Linked DNA regions of Mus musculus: region 2 is linked to region 1. The links are chromatin loops, found by intact Hi-C in ENCODE. Cell type or tissue: heart. All regions are shown on one strand. Links, peaks and the distances in the headings refer to the core of each region. The heading gives the core; the rest is flanking DNA.

Region 1 (7,960 bases), core at 1,469-6,468:
CAAGTCAGGAGCCATGAGACTGGAATGGGACTAGGACCATCTCACTGGCATGTCTAGGATTAACACCAGAAAGGTGGTGAGAATATAAAGCTAAACACCCTCTGTGCCTACGTACAGGACGACTTGATCTGTGCAGCACTTGCACATGAAAACTATTCATGGTGCTATATGTTTGTTTTGTTTTTTTGTTTTTTGTTTGTTTTTTGAAACAGGGTTTCTCTGTGTAGCCCTGACTGTCCTGGAACTCACTCTGTAGACCAGGCTGGCCTCGAACTCAGAAATCCACCTGCCTCTGCCTCCCAAGTTCTGGGATTAAAGGCATGGGCCACCACGCCAGGCTATATGTTTGTTTTAAGTGAGTGAATGTTACTACTATATTAAACTCTAACTACTTGCACTGGCATCTGAAGGTCATATTTGTACTCCCTTACAAAACCATGTCTAAAACTCTACATTAAGTTTCATTAGCAATTCTAGCAATAAATGTCTAATCCCCTTCACATCAAACACCTTCTACCCTTCTAGTTCAGTCGGCTTCAAACTCTCTTATGATCCACAATCCCTAAGAACAAATACAGGCTAGTATCTGAGCATGTGTGTATGCGTGCACATACACACACGTGCGCATATATATATATATATATATATATATATATAAACTGAAGCAATATTCATAACTTAGTACTTGTCATATCAGAGACAGAACATTTGATATTGTGCATTCCAGTCTACACTCCTCTACTTAAGAGAGATACATCTAATATACATTTTAAATCAAATACTCAGTGATTTGGGAGTTAAAAAGCTCAACAGTATCAGACCATAAATTTGGGATTATAGCCGGATGTGGTGTCGCACACCTTTAATCCCAGAACTTGGGAGGCAGAGGCAGGCAGATTTCTTCGTTCGTGGCCAGCCTGGTCTACAGAGTGAATTCCAGGACAGCCAGGGCTATACAGAGAAACCCTGTCTCAAAAAAACAAAAAAATATAAAAAATAAAAATTTGGGATTATGGAATATGATGAGAGTCATATATACTATAGTTTAAGGTAAACATAAACAAATACACAAAGGGATTTCGATGTACTCAATCAGTACAATAAAATAAAAAAAATGAAGGATAATTATAAGATGGTATCTCATATAAATAGTACTAGAGTCTACAACAATTGAATACAATGAACTTTTAAGATATTTAACAATATTCACATTTATGAACTCAAAGCAAGAAAAGAATGATGTGCCTGGGGAAGGGGGTGGGGGGTAATCAACTCAGGCAGAAAGACTGCCACAAGTTCAAAGCAAACCTGGGTGGGGACATGGTGAGCTTCACACCAGGCTGGAATACAGTGTGAGACCTAGTCTCAAACATACACACCACCACCACCAAACAACACAAGCAAACAAACAAAAATGACAAAGAAAGAACATATATCTTATAGTCAACCGGATAATAAGAGATCCACGGTGTTGAAAACTTCCAGTCTATTGCCAGCAAGTATTCTTTTTTTTGTTTTGTTTTGTTTTGTTTTTTCGAGACAGGGTTTCTCTGTGTAGCCCTGGCTGTCCTGGAACTCACTCTGTAGACCAGGCTGGCCTCTGCCTCCCAAGTGCTGGGATTAAAGGCGTGTGCCACCACTGCTAGGCAAGTTTTCTTAAACATTTTCATTTGTCCCTTTAAAAAAAAAGTGGAAAAATTAGTTCTTAGCCATCTATGTAACTAACATTCTGCTAATCTACTCCTTCAGCCTATACATCACCCAGGTTATGTAACTCCTTCCAAAGTCCTTCTATGTTAACCAGTAAGCAAACAGATAATCCTGCCTCTGCAATGTGCCCATCTCCACCTCCACTGCTTCCACATCCTCTCATAAGCAACCTAGTTGGAAGCAGTCCACTTCTCAGCTATACTTGATGGCTCCCTACATGAAGGACATGAGCAAAAGCACTCATCTTATTACCAACAGCAGTTTCCGATCTGAGGTCTTTGAGGATCCGGACAAGTGAAGCTCTGAGACACAGTTCAAATGAAATCTTTCTCTGGAAACTGCAGAGCTCTCTGATGATAGTTGAGATACTACCCTTGTTTATCCCACACTGATCAGCAGGAAGAGCTAGGCTTACTCTGTGTTTATATTACACTATGATTAAAAGCACAGTTACACAATGAGTTTACAGAAACAGTTTCCTGAAATATCTTCCCTCAAACTATCTTAAATCCAATAGATCCCCAGAACCTAGTGCTTTCGAACTCAAACACCCCAAACTAACTACATGTCTTGAAAAAAATCACCATGTTCTTCTAACTGCCTGTACCAATAACTGCCTTTTGTCTTTGTTGTCGTTGCTGTTGTCTGATTCAAGATCAAGGGAGTATGCAAGCAGAGAATTCCAACAAGGATCCCTAAACCCAAATCTACAGGCTTCAGTAGACTTTGCACCAAAACACCCTTGGGACCTGTGGATAAGTCTAGTCATCAAAATGACTGCGAGAAATTACACATCGTAAGAACTGTCACCTCTAACACTTTCCTCCACATAAAAGGGAAAAGGTAAGTCATACCTATGTAGTCTCTAGGAAGATTCATCTCCAGAAAGAGCTGGTAAGCTCCAATCACCACCATGAAAGACCAGAGAAGAATGGCCATCTGTCAAGGAAATAGCGAAGCAGCAAGCTATACTGTGGCTCACAGGTTGACAGACCTGGTACAGGGCTTGCTCAAAGGAACAGCTTACACACAATTCTCAACTCTACGTGAGCATATATACACACTAGAACATTCCTGCAAACTACTCGAGTCGCAATGACATTTTTAACCAAGGCTGGACTGTAGCATCAGCCCAAGACAAGATTGGACTCTACTACAGCTCAAGAGCTTTTTGTGAGCAAAGAAGATATCCTTCATTCTATGGAACTTTACCACATACTCACACTGCCTAAGGAAATGTACTAGCAAGAATTTCTAACTTGCTTCATGGAAGTAGGATGAGTTCCACCAAAACGGCATTAACAATTAAAATCAAAGTTTAAGGTCTAAAAACCATCATTTCTGTTTGACTATAAGAAAGAAAAGAAATTCTTAGCTATAAGGAGGAAGAAACAACAAAATTATAATAGTTGATTATGTCCCTGGTGTGGCCTACCCAATAACCATTGATGTGTGCATACTTGACTGCTAACATTCAGTCTCCTTTCCTATTTCTGTAGCAGATTTCCTCTACTAAAGAAGAATCATGGAGTCATATTGCTTGGCATGTAAGATGAGTCTTTAGATTAGCATTGTGACTTTCTATCGTAGTCAGAGCATACGAGAACCAATGGTCACTACTACTGAGACTTTAGAGGAAAATATAAATCATTGTTCTGGGTACTTATGAAAAAGAGCAATAAGTTATCATCTCATATGGCATCTTTACTCACATCCCTTCCCTCAGGGTTACACACAAAAACTGGTAGATTCAGCAAAAGCTTTGGACCAGGAGTCCAGGAGGATGACAGTAACAGAATATTGCATTTAGTCACCAGAGGATGCATACAAAACCTTGGCAGTAACATATAGTCACTGTTTTTTATCTCACTCAAAGTCGTGTCACTGAATCAAGAGAAAGGAGTCATTATGAACACAGTTTTAAGACGAGGCATTTTTGACTAAACACATTTCACACTTCACAAATCCTCAGGGTTTGAAGGGGGGTCAATGATTTCATCCACTCATCACTAAACACTAGAGGCATGGGCCTGGAAGAAATCCTCCTGGCTAAACACTACATTTCCACTAGCTTTCTACAATGAGCCCCCGAGCAGAAGCAAAGGAACTGACATGCTCTATACTCAGCTAAACTGTTTCAATGCGTACACTGATGCCAGTACAGTGATGGGTGTTTCCCAGGAGGCATTTAATAAGGAGAAGGAGGGAGGGAGGGAAAGAGAAAGAGAGGAAAAAAGAGAGAGAGAAAGAAGGAGGAGAACGAGGAAGAGGAGGAGGAGGAGGAGGAGGAGGAGGAGAAGGAGGAGGAGGAGGTTGGGCAGCACTGTTATACAAGCTAAGGAGGAATGCAGCATCAGGCAAGTGGCAGAGGGAGACTGTGGGGAGGACCAACAAGTTAAGGGAAAAAACAGAAAAGTCACAGTTAAAGGAGAACAGGAAGTGAAGAAAGAAAAAATAGAATAAAGAGACTATGCATGAAGGTGAAGAAGCTCTGATACCAAAAGCAAGACACATACCCAGCATGCACAGCATGGGATACTACATCTCAAGCAAACTCAAGATGAGCATTCAATCAAGACACGGGTGAGAAACTCGGCTCAGAGACAGCAGTGAAGTAAGGTAGGGATGGGGAAAAGTGGTTATGCCTGGGCACCATTCATTATGCTAATGGAAAGATAAAATATTAGAATTCCTAGTGTTAAAACCAAAAGGATCAGAAGAAGCATAAAACAAGCTGGGCATGTGCCTACAATCCTACTACTCTGAAGCAACGGCAGGAGGTCATGAGTGTGAGGCCAGGATATTCTCACGCCCTCTTCTGGCCTCCATGGACACTGCACACATGGTGAATAAATATACATATAGACAAAACATCCATACACATAAGAACAATATAAACTAGAATTTTTGGAAAAAAATGAACATATACTATCAGTAGTCTCAAAAAAAAACAAAGTGCCCAGGAAACTTTTACCTTGAAAAGTAATACAAAATATATTATATATTGAAGTTTTTAACATTTTCTTCCATGCTGGAACTCTTCCAAGTGAGTTTTATGTCAAGGTGGCATAAATTCATGAGCAAATTTAAAAACAAAAACAAAAGGACAGGATACTGTTTTGCGTGCTGTGTAAAGATTATCCTGTATTACATGATACCTTCTCTGTCCCCATGTTCTTTCAATTTGCACACAGCATTGTAATGCTTATCTCGTTTCCTGTCTCAAGTTTGTGTAAACAATGCTTACCATTTATTCTCTGTCTTGTCAATAAAAGTGGATCAGCCAATGGCTGAGGGAAGAGAAAATAAGGTGGAACTTCCGCCAGCTAGGGGAAGAGGAAGAGAGAGAGAGAACATAAAACAGATTGAGGCAAGGGCAAGAGGATAGATCATGGGAAAATACATCTAAAGCCCAGAGAGTCAAACCAGAACTAAAATGTAAGGATCTCAGGGGTTTTGGCAGGGAGGTGCCAGGTTAGCTTAGAAGATTAAAATAGATCAGTGGCTGCCCAAGTACTTCAGTAAAGCTTGATTAAATCAATCTTGGTCTCTCTGTGTCATTATTGGGAAACTATCTAGACTAAAGATAATCAGCTGCTGTATTACTGCATACATTTATATTTGTATTAATTGTTATACTAAAATAATTATGGACATTTCTATGATCACCAGCAGTTAACTCACTTTAAAATGGTAATCAAGTTCTCTCATTAAGACAAAAGTCTTACAAAATGTTCCATTTTAACAAAAGAATTACCAATTACAACACAGGCTTACTCCAAGACATATCTAGGGCATAACACACAATGGAACTAAGAACTGAACATGACCTGGATTTCAACAACATAGTGTTTGACATACAAAGCAACTGACACAGAATCCTGCCACCTCAGCATAACCCTTCTCAAGAAATCTGGCCATTTTGAAGGGTTAAAAAAAGAGGGGGGTGAAGGGAGAGAGAAATAAAAGAAGCTATCCTCCATGGAAGTGGGAGGGCAGCTCACTGGGAAGAACCTGTTTAACAAGAGTGGAAGGGAGTGGAAGCAGTGTAACGAGGGTGAAGTGGACATGGACAAAGTACACCATCTACACATGTGAAACATGTGAATTGTTTAAATTCTGAATGGAAACTATTCTAAATGTCTAGAGTCACTGTAATTAAATTTAAGAAATAGATAAAAATTCCCAGTGAATGAAAATAATGAAATTTATAAAAATGGATAGTTTTATGCTAGAGTCCTACTGTTTATTCAGCTTCGGTGATTTCTGGAATACTACTCTTAACTTTTTGAAATCATATTATCTGATTTTAATCAGAATATAATTGGTCTACTATCTAACAGAACTGTGGACCAAATACTTGGGTAACTAATAAAAGCCAGTTTTCTCGGAGCTATATTTCAAATTCCTTCCAAAGAAATATATAACTAAAGGCCCGAGTTTGAGTGGGAGCTGCATCTGTAAGCTAAGTAGGCCAAAATTCAGCCTAATAGCTCATCTCACTTGACAAGCAGGTTAAGAATAATTGTGATGGGCCGGGCTGTGGTGGCACACACCTTTAATCCCAGCACTTGGGAGGCAGAGGCAGGCGGATTTCTGAGGCCAGCCTGGTCTACAGAGTGAGTTCCAGGACAGCTAGGGCTACACAGAGAATCCCTGTCTCAGAAAACCAAAAAAAAAAAAAAAAAAAAAAAAAAAAAAGTTGTGATGGGCTGGAGAGATAGTTCAGTGGTAAGAGCACTGACTGCTCTACCAGAGGTCCTGAGTTCAATTCCCAGCAACCACATGGTGGCTCACAATCATCTGTAATGGGGTTTGATGCCTTATTCTGGTGTGTCTGAAGAGAGCAACAGTGTACTCATATAAATAAGATAGATTAAAAAATGATTGTGATAATTATACATGTTGAAAGAAATGAACATAAGACTATTTTATGGCAAGAATATTACTTAAACCTCACAAAGTTTTATTAGAGAATAGTTACGTTCATTTGTTTACACATTGATTATCTATATCTACTTTTATACTAAAATTTCAAAGCTGAGTAATTAAAGCATGATGATTGGTTCTATAAAGCTTTAGTATGTATAGGAGTAGAGTAGTGCTGAATAAATAAAAACATACAAGGAGAGAAGTCTGCTAATGGCGGGGTAGTATGAACTAGACTAGCAAGGCACTCAGGAACAGAATGTTTATCCACACTACCATCACCTAGTATTTCTCAAAGCAACACTTGCAACTCAAGAATTTAATCTAGCAGTCTATAAAAGCTGAAAACGAGAAAACTACATTTCAAGATGCTTGTACAATGTTTAGAAAATGTAGAACATCTAAGTACTCAATGGCGGATGGTTAGATCATCAACAGGTCAAAGGTAAACTCCCCCATGACTATAATCCCAGCAATGGGCAAGCTGAAGCAAAACATAAAAACTCAAGACCAACCTGGACTAGACAGGGAGATCCTTTCTCAGGACAATGCCAAAACCAATACAAAATGTCAAAGGATTTGTACTACAAAATGATGATATGTATTACTGTTAAATACAAGAGGAAATGAAACGTCTGACATATTTGTTAGGGGTGTTTTTGTCATGAAAGAGATGGATACCTCTCAAAATAATAGCAGGAAATGTATGTATGATTTGGAGGAAGCTATGTGCATCTGTACTTTCAAGCTTTCATAAACTGTTGTCAAAATTTGTAAGAATTGTGGGAATTCTAACAAGTCTCCTAGGTTATTTGACAGTCCATCCGTTGGTTTTCAAGTACAGACCATGACTGACAATGTCGCCTATTTCTTTTCTTCCTCTTCTGTTTATTCATCCTGAATTTTGTCCTTAAACATTCTGTCATGTTGTCTGGGTATTTATTAAGCACACCAATACATACAATCCAATAATGTAAACTGATGGTGTTTTTCTCTCTCTAATTCTGTGTCAACATTTGGGCTGACCTCAATAAATAATCTTGAAAACATCATGCTCTGAATTGGATCTCTATGAGTACTGCCAGCATCTACAGGAGCTATTCCAAGCTTGAATCACATAGCATAGACGATGCTTCACAGTGGTGTATAATGCCTGCACATTAAATTATACCACAACAGTCCAATCTTGGTGGAAATGGTAAACAACAAGACAAACGAGCTATTCACTTAGAGATCCTCAGTGCTCCCCGACCAAGTCATTCCAGAGGAAATTTAACATCAATAAAGCAACATGATTTGAACAATACCTATAATGCTCCTC
Region 2 (7,960 bases), core at 1,327-6,326, 480 kb before region 1:
GTGACTGATAACTCATGTATAATTTATGCACTCATTTGCCACCCTTCTGCCCACTCGGAGCTTTATAAGATCTTTTCATCCTGATTGACTGAGTTCATTGCCACTCATAAGATTCTGTTTCTTTTGGAAATGTAGAAATGCTGATTGTACTTCATTTTTTATTTTGGAAAAAAATTAATTACATTTTTTTGTTTTGTTTGCATATGCAAGTGTGTATGTGTGTGGACATTCAAGTACCGTGGTACAGATAGGGAAGTCAGAGGACAACTTGGCATGAATTGGTTATCTCTCCACCAGGCTTCAGATTCAGGTTGGCAGGCATGGTGACAGGTTTGTGTTTGGAAGACATAGGTCAAGTTTGGGCATAATTCCTCTGAAGTTCTCCGCCTTGGTTTTGGATATGGCTTATCTCACTGAACCCGGAGCACTTCTATTCAGCTAGATTGGCTATCTAGTAGCGCACAGTGATCCTCCTGTCTCTGCTTCCATAGCACTGGAATTACAAACGTGCATTCCTAGCTCTGTATTAATACATGGAAGCCAAGAATCCACACTCAGGTTCTCACGCTTGGCTACTGTGCTGGCTGGTTTTGTGTGTCAACTTGACACAGGCTGGAGTTATCCCAGAGAAAGGAGCTTCAGTTGGGGAAGTGCCTCCATGAGATCCAGCTGTAAGGCATTTTCTCAATTAGTGATCAAGGGTTTTCGGAAAAACCCCTTGTGGGTGGGACCATCTCTGGGCTGGTAGTCTTGGGTTCTATAAGAGAGCAGGCTGAGCAAGCCAGGGGAAGCAAGCCAGTAAGTAACATCCCTCCATGGCCTCTGCATCAGCTCCTGCTTCCTGACCTGCCTGAGTTCCATTCCTGACTTCCTTTGGTGATGAACAGCAATGTGGAAGAGTAAGCTGAATAAACCCTTTCCTCCCCAAGTGCTTCTTGGTCATGATGTTTGTGCAGGAATAGAAACCCTTGACTAAGACAGGTACCAAGCACTCTAATGACCGAGCCATCTCCTCAACCCACTTAGTGGTTTTAATTCACCTTTATTTAATAGCTAATGTTGAAAATCTTTTCATGAACTTATTTTTCACTTATTTATCTTTCTCAGTAAGGTGACTGTCTTTCATGACTTTGGCTTATCTTATAATAAAATTATTTGCCCTTTTAATGTTGAAATGTGAAATGTATAGATTCTAGATATTATTCCTTTGCTGAAGGCATAGTTTGTGGATATTTTTACCTGTCTTTATTTTGTGTTTCCATCTAAATAAATTTCAATTTTTTACTTACAAGTTTTAAAATTAGAACATTAAGTTATTTTATGACATTTCAAGTAAAATTACTGTGTATTTTTCTTTATTCTCTTCCCCTTTTCACGCCTGTGTTTATCTTCCTTATAATCTTCCACAGCTTCTTTTTCTCTTTTTTTTGTATGTTACATGTCTTGTTGCCCATCCCCTCACCTTTCCTCAACAACTATATTCCTCCTTTAGGAGCCTTCTCCCTGGTTTCATAACCTATACTTGCACCGACCTCTCACTAGTATATGGAGACATTATAAGCTTTGATCCACATATGGGAGACTATTATAATATACTTTATAGATCTATCCATTCCTGAAATTTTCATGATTTCATTTTTCTGTGCAATGAGTAAAATGATACTGTGTGTATGTACCACATTTTTGTTATCCAATCATCCATTATGGATATCTAGGCTGCTACCATTCCCTAAATATTTTAATTTATGCAGCAATAAACATGAATGTACAAATCTCTTTGTGGCAGACTATAGAGTCCTTTAGATCTATGCCCAATCATGGTATAGCTGGGTCACATGGTTCTATAATTTTTCCAGAACTTTTCATATTATTTCCATAATGGCTATATTTGTTTACACTTCCACCAGCAGTGAATAAGAGCGCCTCTTTCCCCATATTCCCTGCATTATCTGTTTCAGGAATTGTGTTGGGCAGGAACACTAACAATACCTATCATATGTCTAACTTAGCAACAGGTCCAGAAGTACTAAGATTACTATACCACGATTCCTACTCTTCAAGGACCCAAGATGAACTTGAGTAGCAGATACAAGAACCAATAACTATGGCAATGTGGTAATAATTGGGGAAGAAACAGAAACTGTTAATCGATAGTGTGATCATTTTGCTGGTGCTATAAAAGATCCCAAGACCCATATGGACAAAAGAAGTGACTCCCAAAGATTCATATCATGATCCGTGGAATGGGTGCACCCATACACATACATACACAAAATTAACAAAGGTGAAAATCTTTCAAATGTGTTTTAGTTCCAATGGTTTATTCAAACTGGGAGCCTTTAGTCCTCCAAGATATCACAGAAAAAAATGTGAAGTTATAGGGGGAGAATCCTTTTGCTGTTATTCTGAAAAATCCAAGATTACTCAGAGGGCATGAGATTCCGATTTTGAAGTTCTGGGGTGAGAACAGTGCCTACAGCAATCTCTATTTGATCAACTAAGTTACACTACCATTTTCAGTTTGTTGCTAGTGCAAACATTTCACTGGTGAGAACCAACATGACGCAAGAGAAAAGGCCCTGAAGTTTCAAACTGGAACATTCTATTTTAATCACTCCACGTTGACACAACTTGGCCTTTGCATCTTCATGTAATGCTATTATGGTGAGCATCCTGTGGTACTTAAAAGCCAAATGACCATCTATGGGTGTTTGGTTTTTGTTTTTTTGGTTTGTTTGTTTGTTTGTTTGTTTGTTTGTTTGACAAAAGGATGTTCAAACCTGAAATGAAGAGCCATAGCCTGGAACATTTAATTATCCATGCTTTGCCTTTTTTTCTTGAAAATTGTGTGAATTCCAAACACCTTGCAAAGTAGACTTCATGCTTTGAGACCAGATCCAGAGTTCATGAAGGCTTAAGAAAAGTACTTCAGGGCTGACGAGATGGCTCAGCAGTTAAGAGCACTGACTGTTCTTCCAGAGGTCCTGAGTTCAATTCCCAGCAACCACATGGTTGGCTCACAACCATCTGTAATGGGATCCGATGCCCTCTTCTGATGTGCTTGAAAAACAGCTACAGTGTAGTCATATAAATGAAATAAATTTTTTTTAAAAATTTAAGTTATTTCAAATAAGTGAGCAAACTCAAAGTGTTGTGACAGACACTTGTGCTCCAGGGAAGGTTGTATGGGCTAGATGTCAGGTGGAATCCATTTTAAGATACACACGTAAAGATGCCTGCGGTGATCCGGGGTCCTCGAGGAAAGCCAATAGGAAAGCCTTCTAACAGACATCCTTGCCCTTTGTAACTATTAAAGGTGCAGCACACAGGCTGCAAGTCACTTCCATGAGTCAACCTACCTTCCCCAGTTTCCATCTAGTCTTTGCCCTCTGTCATTGTCCCAGGAACTACAAATTTGTCCAAACTACAATCTGGCTATTGCAGAAATATACAAAGCTGGTTTACACAGCACGATGGTCTCACCCTTTTTCCCCCCTCCCACAGTTTCAGTCTTTAACAGGCACCAACGTAGCCACACCCCCCTCCCCGATCCTACCAATCAACTGGGAGGCCCACCATCCCTGCTGGCCAATTCCCTTCACAGTGCTTCTGCAAGTCCCGCCCACTCACAGAGCTACAGGGAGCTGTCCCTCTACACTTGCTGCACACGGCCCCCCACGCCCCTCCTCGCCGCACTGGCGACAGTGCCACGGGTCCTTCTGTCCTGGAGAAGAGGTCTGCAGTCACGCAAGGCCTGAGACCTCCCGAGCGATTCTAGGCAACCGCCTGCAAGAGGAAAGGGAAAAGCCACCCAGAGCGCCAGGCCTTCTGACCCCGGAAGTGGTTCTCCCCTGTACAGTAGATAGGGGCGGGCCCAGCCGCCGGTCTAGCCCGGCATGCCCCGGGCTTCCGGTGACCTCTGGCCCTTTTCTGTCGTCCGCTCCTGCTGCTTAGCGTGCTCGCTCGCGCGTTGCTTTCCCTCCACGCTCCCGGCTTCCTCCCCACGCTGCCCGGTGACCGTGGCGCCCGCGACCGGCGCGGCGGCGGCGGAGGACAGTCGTCATGGCCGCCTCTAAGCCCATAGAGGCGGCGATGGCGGCGGCTGCTGCGCCCGGTTCTGGAAATGGAGTGGGCGGTGGCGGTGGGACTGCGGGCCCCGGCTCGGGCGCGGGGACCCTGCCGCGATGGCACGTGGCGCTGGCCATCGGGGCGCCCCTGTTGCTGGGTGCTGGGGCTATGTACCTGTGGAGCCGAAGGCGGAGGCGCCGGGAAGCGGGAGGCCGGGGCGACGCCAGCGGCCTGAAGCGCAACAGTGAACGGAAGACCCCCGAGGGCAGGGCCAGTCCGGCCCTGGGCAGTGGCCACCACGACGGTTCTGGGGACTCCCTGGAAATGGTGAGAAGCCGCCCGGGCCGTAGAGGTGAAAACGAGCGGATGCAGCTTTTCCTTGACCCGTTGTGCGGGTGAGGGGCCCTCCCACCGGTCGGAAACTGCCGAGTGACTTTAGAGTCGTTTCTGGTTGCCTTTATAGGGAATGGAATAGCAGCTCCAGGCTGGCTAGCGTAGAGACGTTCTTTGACAATTTCCTTTGGGATCCAACAGAATACTTTGCCTTTCTTCTAAGTGACACAGCATTTATCCCTAGTATGTAGGTATGGGAAACATGCACAAATATAGTAATTCCATTAAGCGAAGAAAGGCAAATTTCACGGAACGATTGGAGTTGTACCGTGAGTTGTTATTGTGTTTCCCAAGACCAGAACTTTGCTAAGAACCTTTTAAAAACAAGCCATTTTTCTTTCGGAGTTTCTCTCTCGCTCTGATTGTGTGTGTGTGTGTGTGTGTGTGTGTGTGTGTGTGTGTGTTTGGGGAGGGAGATTAGCAACTATTACAAAGTTCAAAAAAATCATTAGGTAGCTTTGTATATAGGAAATAGTTCAGTTTTTAAGGAACTGTGCCTCCCACCCCCACCCCCGCTGCACATCTTAAAATGTTCTATTTCACCTGGACATATATATACATGTGTCCAAGCCTGATAAAGAGTCTCTGGTGTTATAACAAGCATTGGAGTGATAAACTGCTCTATCGGATCTGGTGGTCAGACTATTAAATCTTTTTGACAAGTTTGACGGCTGTGTGGAGAATTGGCATGGACTGAGATTGAGTGAGATAAGGGACTTTACTGGGTCAGGAATTCTGTGGTGGTATTACCAGAGTAATCCAAGTTCAGAGAAACTTACAGGTAAATAAATACCAGGTATGTGCCTGAGGAAATTCTTTATACACACGCATCCTATGTGCACTTAACACTCATGAGAAAAACTGTACAGTTAAATGAATGGCAGGCATTTTCATCCCATTCAGCCTGAAGACACGTTGTTCTTTTCCTAAGTAGCTTCAGAGGCTCTGGTATATGACTCCAGGGATAGTACTTACTGTGTGTGAGTCACCGTGCTAGCTAGCAGGAAGGCTGTTTGTTCTCTCCTATGGGGAAGTTAAACAGCCAATTTCTAACCAGAACTTACAATGTTGGAGGGAACCATGATCTTTGAGAGCTGAGGAGATGCCATTCTACATTGTCCTGTCCAGCATTGTTATTTTGGTAAGCTCAGTTTATGTCATTGTCATCCTGGTAGGCTAAGAGGATTAAAATATTTGGTCCCTTCTATTTCATCCAGCACTAAAATGTTAAACCAAAGTTTTTAGGATGAAAGCCCAGCACTGGCAGCCCCAGCAAACTATGATGAGCAACCACACTCCAAGAAGCCCTTTACAGAGATAAATAATGGCAAAAAGCAAAGATTTGTTTAGTGTTGCCATACTGGAAAGAGGGATGGTCAGTTGGTTCCAGTAACTTCCAAGTTTTTAGGTTACTCACCAGACCTTTAAGGTTTAACTGATGGGAGAATCTGGGCAAGAGGTATGGAAATGAAGCAGCTCTGGTCAAGAAGTGGTATGGCAGTTGTGAGGGCTGGTGAGGGCTGAAGGAAGGGTTCCTAAGGGGATTAGTCTGGTCCCTGTAAGACAGTTGCGTATGTCCCAGGGCATGGACTCAACATCCAGGATAATTACCCTCGTCTGAGGGGTGCTCTGGAATCCAAGGTGACTCGAGGAAAAGGTTAAGGACAATGACTTAACCTCTGGGTTCAGTTGAGCTGAAGGGGACAGAATGCAGAGATGTTATGCTCTTGTCCTACTTTCAGTCACCTATGGGCCAGAGTGAGATTTTAAGGGCATTTTTAGCAAAGCAACCTGTAAGTGCCTGTTTAAGAAATGGTGTGGTTGTGAGTGCCCGTGAAGGTGGTTGTCAAGAGCCTTCTTTGACTCAGTTATTGTTTCCATAGATGTGAAATTTTGTACATGTGAAAATTTCATATCTAAAGTTTCTATTTCATTTTAATCTGGAATAGTAAATAAGTAAACGTTACATAAAAGTTCTTAAGTTCTATAGTAATCATAAATTAAGAATAAGGGGAGCTGGCGTGGAGAAGTGTCTTAACAGTTAAAGAGTGCATATCGCTCTTGCAGAGAACATGAGCTTGTTACCAGGACCCTTGTGTGATAGCTCACACTTGTAATTCCAGCTTCAGGAGGATCCAGTACCTCCAGTGTTCAAGAACACCCTCACTTGGTTGCACATAAGCACGTGTATGCATTTACACATATATAACACAGAAATAATTAGTAAATTCCCTTTTTAGTATTGCAACATTGTCTGCAGCAGTACTAATTATTTTAATATTTATAAGTGGCTTCTAGTTTTTATAAAGAATAATTTTGATTGGCCTGACTTCTGTTGAATTCTCTGCTTTAAAATGGTTATTATATTTGTCCCAAAATAAAACTGAGCAAAACACTTGAACATGCCATTTTTTTTTTAACCTCACCATGTAGAATTTAGGAATATGGTCCTGAAATCTTACTTGGAATTACTAAATTATTGTTTAGCAAGGCAATATTAAGAATCATTATTTTCTAGTGGAAATTATATTCTTAAGTGTTGGTAGAGAGTCATATTTGACTCTTACGAGTGTCTGTGTATAACTGATATAACTGATATAACTGCGTATAACTCATCCGTATTTCCTATGGCTGAAGGACTCCCTCTGCGTTAGCTCTGCATTGTCTCAGCTGAAGGTACAACAGGCTTTCTAGGTGCTGTGTCTCCAGCTGCACAATAACTACCTTTTTTTTTTAACAGGATTAAGGAATTACCAGATATCTATTCAGGGTTCAGTGTTAGCAGACTGAAAAGAAAACCTGTTTAGTTTTGTCTTTGGGCTTAATGTTTGCCCAAATATAAAATGAACCAGTGGTAGATGTTCCCCCGTGTAACATGGGCCATGTCCAGTTATCACTTGCAAAAGCTTGGAAGAAAAATGCAAACCTGTTCATGTTGGTTTCAAGATATTTAAAGAAAACATCTGACAGTTGATAGTTTGTAAGAGTGAGGTAAAATATTAAACCATGCTCCATTTAAATAGTTGTAAAATTTACCAGTGTTCTGTCTTACTCTAGTAGTTTTTTTCAAACTTGAATTACAGATTTTCATCATTGGGAAATTTCTTACTTTAGAAATTTCACTTCTCACTCTAGATTTGAGCTACCTCAGATGAATAACAAATACACACTAAGCCTAGTGTCCTAGTTGCTCTAATAGGTATGCACTAGCTTAAGAGCAGTATCAATTTCATAACTTTATTAATTTCATAGTAACTTTAAAAAAAAATATTTATTTATTTATTTATTTATTTATTTATTTATTATATGTAAGTACACTGTAGCTGTCTTCAGAATGCCACTCCAGAAGAGGGCATTAGACCTTGTTATGGATGGTTGTGAGCCACCATGTGGTTGCTGGGATTTGAACTCAGGACCTTCAGAAGAGCAGTCAGTGCTTTTAATGGCTGAGCCATCTCTCCATCCCCCTCATAGTAACTTTTTATTCCATCATGCTTTA

The links. Hi-C counts contacts between places; a loop is a spot of excess contacts. Peaks named below come from ENCODE experiments on the same cell type or tissue, not always from the same donor. Only the 100,000 strongest peaks of a DNase experiment are listed, where the experiment ranks them.
Region 2: it touches region 1 in a loop (3-fold over the local background); 10 of 42 quality-filtered maps call a loop at or near these places.

Annotation. Positions count from the first base shown.
Region 1 is chr16:57,595,668-57,603,627 of GRCm38, forward strand. All of the region lies in intron 1 of Cmss1 (cms small ribosomal subunit 1), which reads right to left. Among named protein-coding and RNA genes, the nearest start is that of Cmss1, 7.2 kb to the right of the region's middle. In heart, for the core only: a CTCF peak has its summit at 4,537 (motif pointing left); no DNase peak of the experiment used is centred there.
Region 2 is chr16:57,117,800-57,125,759 of GRCm38, forward strand. It overlaps Tomm70a (translocase of outer mitochondrial membrane 70A), which reads left to right and starts at 3,915. Exons shown (of 12, transcript NM_138599.5): 1 at 3,915-4,395. The coding sequence starts at 4,063. In heart, for the core only: no CTCF peak of the experiment used is centred there; DNase peaks (open chromatin) are centred at 3,612 and 3,852; H3K4me3 peaks cover 3,006 bases; H3K27ac peaks cover 1,794 bases.